2 separate regions of the Homo sapiens genome follow, and region 2 is linked to region 1. A link is an interaction called in ENCODE POLR2A ChIA-PET data of the cell type or tissue named here. Cell type or tissue: GM12878. All regions are shown on one strand.

Region 1 (4,000 bases):
TAAAACTTTATTTACAAAATCATGTGGCAAGGTCGGATTTGGCCTGTGAACTTATAGGGTGCCAACCCCTGACCTAGTTCGGTTCCTTCATTTTAGAGATAAAGAAAGTAACCCAGTGGGCCTGACTTGCCAATTTCATATAGTTGGCAAACAGCAAAGATGGAAGTACAATTTCATTTTCTGCAGTCTCAATCTAGTAATTTTTCCACTAATCCAACCACCTTTAATCAATCATCATTTTATATCCCATGGATGGATCAGAAAATACACACTCCAGTGTTAGGGATGTCATGATCTCCTTCAACATTGGTAAAAAGCTGAAATAAGGTGATATAATACAAGAATCCAAGATAAAATAATTTTAATTAACTCAGCTGCTACTTGGGTTGTCTTTCAGATTATATGTTATATGTATAAGCATTTTATGTATTCCCATGAATGGCCTTAAATTAGTCTTTCTCTCTTCCTGAATTATGTCTTTCTTCCTGAATTACATGTCTTGCCTTGCCAAAAAATTTTCTTTTACATGTGGGAAGCTTCATTATAGGTACCATGACTGCCTCCTTAGGGGGTGGTAGACAATGTCTTGTCTTTGGATGCCCTGAATTCCCAACCCTTACCTGGCACTTAATGCCAGCCAGGCTGCAGGTGCACGTGTCTGGATCACAGAACACTCGGCAGTCACAGCCACAGTCCTCTCGTGAGAGGCGGATGGCTCGGAGTTCGTGCTTTTCTTCCACGTCAATCTTTTTCACTCCAGAGGCACGCAGCAGAGCTCTTCGTTTTTTTGTTGGCAAAGGTTGTAGGAAGAAGTACTCATCTACCTCTGTGTTGTCCAGGTCAATGTCATCATCAGAAATGTCATCCAGTGTAAGAGTGCTGGCTTCTTCTGATTCTACTGTGCCATTCTTAGTCATCTAAAAACACAAAGCAGCAAATAAGAGACTCATTAAGGGCAGGGTACAAAATCTGTATGTTTGTACTGGGTGAGAATGAACTATTATATATCATCATGTCCTCATAATCAACAAGTGTTTGTTAGATCATTTTTTTAATCTTTAGGAGAAATCACAGAAAGAAAAATAAAGGCATCAAAATGTTAGGCTTTTAAATGTACGGGTAACAGAAGACTGTTAATTGGAACTCATAAACTCCTAATGTTAGGAGCTACAGTTGTTGGAGCTTTTAGAGAGTGCTATGTGAAAAACACCAAAGGTTACAAATGCTCATCAGTGAAAACTATCTTTAGACTCATTTCATGATAGGCAGCTCCAATGTTGGAATAAATGTGTCCTTGTTCAGAGATAATAGCATCCTTGTGGAAGCCATCACCACCTAACTCAGCAAATATGTTGTCCTTGAAATAACAACTCTGTCTTTTGAGTTCCAGCAAAACCATACACCAGGAAATAAAGGTGTGCTGCACTGTGCTACAGGGATTACAAATATGATTATTCTACAGAACATTCCAAGAATGAGGGCTTGATATGAAGTAATCAGTCAGGTCAGCATGCTCTTAGTAAGACAAAGAACAGAGGGCAGGGCCCTCAAGCTCTCAGCAACCAACAGCTGAAACAATAAACTCTGCCCTCAGAGGAGTTCACACAAACCCTCACCCAAAATGGTACCTTCTGCATAATAGCTCATGTGGAAACGGTCTCACATACACATGATTAGTCTGCTTCTATTTATATTTCTTCTCTAAATTAATCTCATCCATCAGTAAGCCCTGAATAAGTACTTCATTTCTTACTATTGTATCACGTTATGTTTCCTTCATAAAAAAGCATTTAGAAAAAGAAGTTTTCTCTGAATATGAGCAAGATATCTACCCTGAGGAGCAGCATAGAATTAATGCAGAAACTCCATGAGAAAAATCATGGAAGTTCTAAATACAGAAGGGATTTTAATTCTTTCATATTTAAATTTATCACTTCCTAAAATTTATTAATTATAATTATTACTATGCTTGGTGAGCTTAACAACAGTTCATCCATCACACACTTAAAATACTTGCAACATCAGACATCATTGTCTCATCTTTACAGGAAAAAGTCTAACATTCAGATAAGAATTTTTATTAGAAAAAATCCTCAAACTGGAAAACTCTGAATGTATTAAAAAACAAATAGAAGATTGGACTTTGCCCTCAAGCAGAGAAACTTTCATAGAGGAAATAACACACTAGCAAGTGTATATACTAAATATATCACAAAGGCCAGGTGCAGTGGCTCGTGCCTGTAATCCCAGGACTTTGGGAGTCCAAGGTGGGCAGATTGCTTGAGGCCAAGAGTTCAAGACCAGCCTGGGCAACATGATGAAACCCCATCTCTATCAAAAATTCACAAAAATTAGCTGGGCATGGTGGTGGGTGCCTGTAGTCCCAGCTGCTTGGGAGGCTGAGGTGCAAGGATCACTTGAGCCCGGGAGGTCAGGCTGCAGTGAGCCATGATTGCACCACTGCATTCCAGCCTGGGTGACAGAGTGAGACCCTATTTAAATAAATAAACAAATTATATATATATATATATATATATATATATATATTCAGAAGTATTTATATATATATGAATACTTTATAAGGTATAAATATATATATTTTATTTATATATATATATATGTTTCAGAGTTAAAATCTGTGATCATGAAAAGGTACACATTCCTCTTTATTGGGTTTTGTCTCTTGGTATAATCTAAAATTTATTTCCTTCCTTGGCATTTCTTTACATATGTATTGTTTAAACTGTGATAGCCACTAGTAGGATGTCACATTGACTGGTTGTGTTTGTCGTTTTTGTTAATTGTTATTTGTAACAAGCTGCATGTTTTTAGCTGTAAAGATCTGATTTTCTAAGGAATTCAAGTTATAATTGCCTAACATACACTCGATCCTCTGTGATAGGTAAAGCTGTAGTAACAGAAAGGAAGTGTTCCCTTTTACATCTTACCACTGTATGGCACTTTGGTTTGTTTTCATTAATTCTTGGCTTGTCTCTGTGAACCTCAGCAAAGTCCTGACTCCTCAGCACATGTAGCACACCCAGGACTTGGGTAGCATGATTCCCTTTAATACTTCCTACTTAATCTCCACGTTCTGTAATATTTATGCTTACTTGTGCAGTTGGTAACATTACAACAACAAAATCTCCATTTTATATCAACAGAGATTGATTTATTTTTATTTTATTTTATATTTATTATTTTTTTTGAGATGGAGTCTAGCTCTGTTTCCCAGGCTGGAGTGCAATGGCACAATCTCGGCTAGCTGCAATCTCAGCCTCCCAGGTTCAAGTGATTCTCCTGCCTCAGCCTCCTGAGTAGCTGGGATTACAGGCGCCTGCCACCATGCCCAGCTAATTTTTGTATTTTTAGTAGAGATGGGGTTTCATCCTGTTGGTCAGGCTGGTCTCGAACTCCTGACCTCAGGTGATCCACCTGCCTTGGCCTCCCAAAGTGCTGGGATTACATGCATGAGCCACCTCTATTTTTTAAAAATGGTTATCAGCCTAATTTTTAAAAAATGGTTGTTATCAGATAATATATGAAATCTAAAAGTCAACATGTAGTAAGATTTTAGCAAATATTTAAAAACATCAAAATTTTTAGGGCAACATGAATAACCAATTCGTGCCTAAGAATTAAAAAACAAACAACTGTATGTCATATGAACTGCAGATTCAGTTTACTCCAAATATAAGTGCCCTTAGAAGTAAAATTTGCATCTCTTATTCCTGCATACTAAAATTAGAATAAGGAATTTCATTTCAAAATAAAAATTTAATTAAGAATCTGGCCAGCTGTGGTGGCTCATGCCTGTAATCACAGCACTTTGGTAGACGGAGGCAGGCAGATCACTTGAGGTCAGGAGTTCGAGACCAGCCTGGGCAACATGGCAAAACCACATCTCTGCTAAAAATACAAAAATTAGCCAGGCATGGAGGGGTACACCTGTAATCACAGCTACTCATGTGACTGAGGCACGAGAATCACTTGAACCTGG
Region 2 (4,000 bases), 130 kb after region 1:
ATATTTTTACAATGCTTACTAATGTACTTCAATTAAAGAAAATCAGAACATAGCTGAAATTGATTTAAACTCTGCACTTCTCTCTAAGTCAGTTGTAAATCCATCTTTAGAAAAAAGTATAAGTAATTCACTTTCTGATTTGTAATATTTTCCAGGATCCCAAATTATACATAGGTTTTCATAGTTTAAATCCCTCCTTTCTTCTAGGTAATAAAGATATGTATCTATTATTTTGAAAACCTGGTTATACATTACATCATTTGAGGAAAATTCTCTGAACTCATTCAAATGTGCTCTACATTTCTTAGAAGACTACTAATTAAAAACACTCTTTAAGTCAAAATAAAACCCCCAGAAAATAGTTCTGAATTTATGTGGTGAAGAAATTGTTTAGAATGAATCTGACTCGGAGAAAATACAGCATTGAGCTTTTAGGTAGCATTTGTATGCAGAGTACCAGCGTTACAGAAGACAGAGAGGCTAGGCTTGGTGGCTCATGCCTGTAATCCCAGCACTTTGGGAGGCCTAGGCGGGTGGATCACAAGGTCAGGAATTCAAGACCAGCCTGGCCAACATGGTGAAACCCCATCTATACTAAAAATACAAAAGTTAGCTGGGCCTGGTGGCGGGCGCCTGTAATCCTAGCTACTCGGGAGGCTAAGGCAGGAGAATCGCTTGAACCCAATTGAACAGAGGTTGCAGTGAGCCGAGACTGCGCCACTGCACTCCAGCCTGGGCGACAGAGTGAGACTCTGTCTCAAACAAAATAAAACAAAACAAAAAATCAAAAGCAAACAAACAGAAGACAGATATTTGTGAAGAAGGGTATTGAGCATGGAGTTAGACAGACCTAGCTGCAGTCCAGGTCTTCTACTTCATGTTATGATTTCAGGCAAGGTACTTAACATTTATGAGCCTTGGTTTCCTCATCTATAAAGTGGGGCTAATAACACATAATTAACTTTATGTACTGCAGACAAATAATAACAAATAATAGGCAATCTAGTATCAATTTTTTATTTTGGTTCTGCATTATAGAGTGTTTAGCAAATTACCTGAGGTAAATTATCATTCAAATATTACATTTCACTTGAAATGACTAATTGTATTTTCCTGGATCTATTTCTCTCTTTAAGATCAGCAATGTTTATTATTTAATTTAAAAAGTAATACATATTCATTTTTCTAAATTTAAGAAACACAAATAAAAGGGAAGAAAATAAAATATTCCCATCACCAAATCGGTTAGCAAATATTTATTAAATATCTATTTAATGGGCCAGAACTCATCCTAGGCACCAGGTACACAGAGTAAATAAGACAGATATGGCCCACATCCCCATGGCCCCTGTTAAGAATTCATAACCTTGAAATAAGTGACAATAACCCAGATACCTCTCTACATATTTTCCATCTCCACCAGAATTTTGGACTTTTTGAACTGTTCATAATGACCCTGTCAAGGTCAATGTATATTACAAATTTATTTAATATGCTCCTTGCCCCTCTGTGCCAAATCCAATCCTAACTTGCCTGCTCGGGGACACTGGGCCAGCAATTCTTTTACTTTCCTGCATCATTAATTTTTCACTCTCTACTGGATTATTCTCAACCTAGGCATGCTGTTATTTTTCCCACTTATAATATTAACAACCTTCTCACACCATGTCTCCTGTAGTGACTGCCCCTTTTCTTTGCTCTCCTTTGCAGCAAAACTCCTGGCATTAATTGTTTATACACACTCTAAATCTTCTCCACCCATTCTCTCATAAAACCATATAGATTAGCCTTTACTACCACCAGCTCACTGAAACTATGCTTGTCAACACCACCAGTGGTCTCCATGGTGTTGAATGCAATGGTCAATTCTCAGTTCCCCTTTTATTACCCATCAGAAACACTTGACACAACCAGTCGCTTTATTCTCATTGATGCACACTCTTTATTTGTGGCCCATACTACCCATTCTTTTGGGTTTCCTCCTACTTCACTGATTGGTCCTTCTCTTTCTCTTTTGCTGGTTCTCCTTTTCTTCCTAACCTTTTCGTTAAATTGTAGAGGGTTAAGTCTCAATTCTTGGTTCCTTTCTCTATTTACATTTACCTTTTTTGTGATCTTACAGTCTCTTGTGGTTTTAGGCATCATTTTCATGACGATGACTCTCAAGCTTATATATTCTCTCCAGACTATTCTCCTAAACTGCATGTCCCAGGACAACTACTTCCTTGATATCTCCACCTGAGTGTACAATGGATATTTTAAACTTATTATGTTCTCAAGTAAACTTATAATTTTCCACCCTTTTCTAGCATCTCACAAGCTATCAGCAAATCCTGTTGGATCTACGTTCAAAATATATTCAGAATCAAACCATTTCCTTCTCCTCTACTCTCTCACTCTGGTCCAAGCCTCCTGAAAAGATCTCCTACATTTTTTCTCTTTTACAGCCAACTTTTAACACAGTTGCCAGGTAGATCCTTTTAAATATCTAAGTCAGATCATGTCATCCTCTTCTCAAAACCCTCCAATGGTTCTCCCTTTTAATCAGAGTAATAATTAGTCTTTCATTAGCCAAAAGAACCATATAACTAGGTCCACTGGCTTTATCACCTACAGCACTCTCCTTAATCACCATTTCTAGCTGTCTATGGCCTCATTGCTGTGCTGTGAAGAAGGAGGCTTGCTCCTGCCTGACAGCCATTGCTTTAATTCTTCCTTTTTCCTGGAGCACTATTTCTCCAGATGACTCCTTGGCTACCTGCTCAATTTCTTTCAATTCTTTTCCTCTCTTAGTAAAGCCTAATGTGTCCAGTCACTCTGCCCCTCTACTCTGTACCTCAGATTCCACTTACTTAGTTCCAGTTTTATTTTATTCCATATCACTTTCTAACATACTATATGATATTCTGTATATTTTACATATACAGAATATATATTATATTCAAACATTGTGTGTGTATATATATATATAAAATATACAAACATAATATAATATTTCATTAACCTTGTCTATCTCTCGTCACTAGAAAGTTAAGATACTGGAGGGCAAGTGTCTTGATCTCTTTTTTTATTGATGTGTTCAAGGCCCTAGAAAAGTGCTTTGCATATAGTTGAAGCTCAGTCATATTTATTGAATGACTGGAAACCACTGATTTTATTGCAACTTCAAAATAAGCTAAATCCTTTGAGGAGATGGATACCCCATTTTACGTGATGCTATTATTATGCATTGTATGCCTGTATTGAGACATCTCATGTACCCTATAAATGTATACACCTACTATTAGTATGTGCCCATGAAAATTAAAAATGAAAAACTAAGCTAAATCCTAGTATTATAACCAACTTCTACATTCCTTAGCAGAGTATTAACATAATCTTGAAAAAAAGAAAAGAATTTAGTTTGATGATTGAGATGTCTTATTCCTCATCTCCCATGCCAAATTTTTAAAAATAGATAGAAAACAATGTATTTGAACTTTAAAAGCTTCAACTAAATAATATTGGAAATGTGGTAATAACTATTTATCCAGTTTCAAATCTTATTAATATATCATTTAAATGTTCATAAGATTGTAGGTAAATATGTTTAACTTTTATGTTTCTGTCTTTACTAGCTAAATGTATTTTTAATTTGCATGCCATGGTTACAAGAAATTTTCTTTTATTAATTAAAAAAGTAAACAAATTAGATTAAAATATCATTAATAAAAGAATAACAATGTAAAAATACATGAACAGCTTAGAGAAGAGCTCTGCAGTCCAGATAGATGTCTGGTATAGTTAAGGAAGACAGATGAGGCAACCTGGTCTAGTAAAGTAGAAGAAAATCCCAAGGCCTCAAATTAAGTGTGAGTCAATGGATACTTCAGCCATCCCAGGAAGCCAGCTAACTGTCACCCTCAGTCTACTCAGGAGAGGACACAGCCACATGACATATTTCAACTGATAATAAGAGCCAACTACTTGCTTGATCTATCTCAGAGGAGAATGAGAGTCT

What was found. Peaks named below come from ENCODE experiments on the same cell type or tissue, not always from the same donor. Only the 100,000 strongest peaks of a DNase experiment are listed, where the experiment ranks them.
Region 2: POLR2A ChIA-PET joins it to region 1 with 5 read pairs; 3 of 35 experiments call an interaction of 5 or more read pairs at or near these places.

Annotation. Positions count from the first base shown.
Region 1 is chr2:165,673,229-165,677,228 of GRCh38, reverse strand. CSRNP3 (cysteine and serine rich nuclear protein 3) reads right to left here. Exons shown (of 7, transcript NM_001172173.2): 6 at 621-917. Among named protein-coding and RNA genes, the nearest start is that of GALNT3, 120 kb to the left of the region's middle. In GM12878, no CTCF peak of the experiment used is centred here; no DNase peak of the experiment used is centred here.
Region 2 is chr2:165,542,969-165,546,968 of GRCh38, reverse strand. All of the region lies in intron 3 of CSRNP3 (cysteine and serine rich nuclear protein 3), which reads right to left. Among named protein-coding and RNA genes, the nearest start is that of CSRNP3, 75 kb to the right of the region's middle. In GM12878, no CTCF peak of the experiment used is centred here; a DNase peak (open chromatin) is centred at 1,887.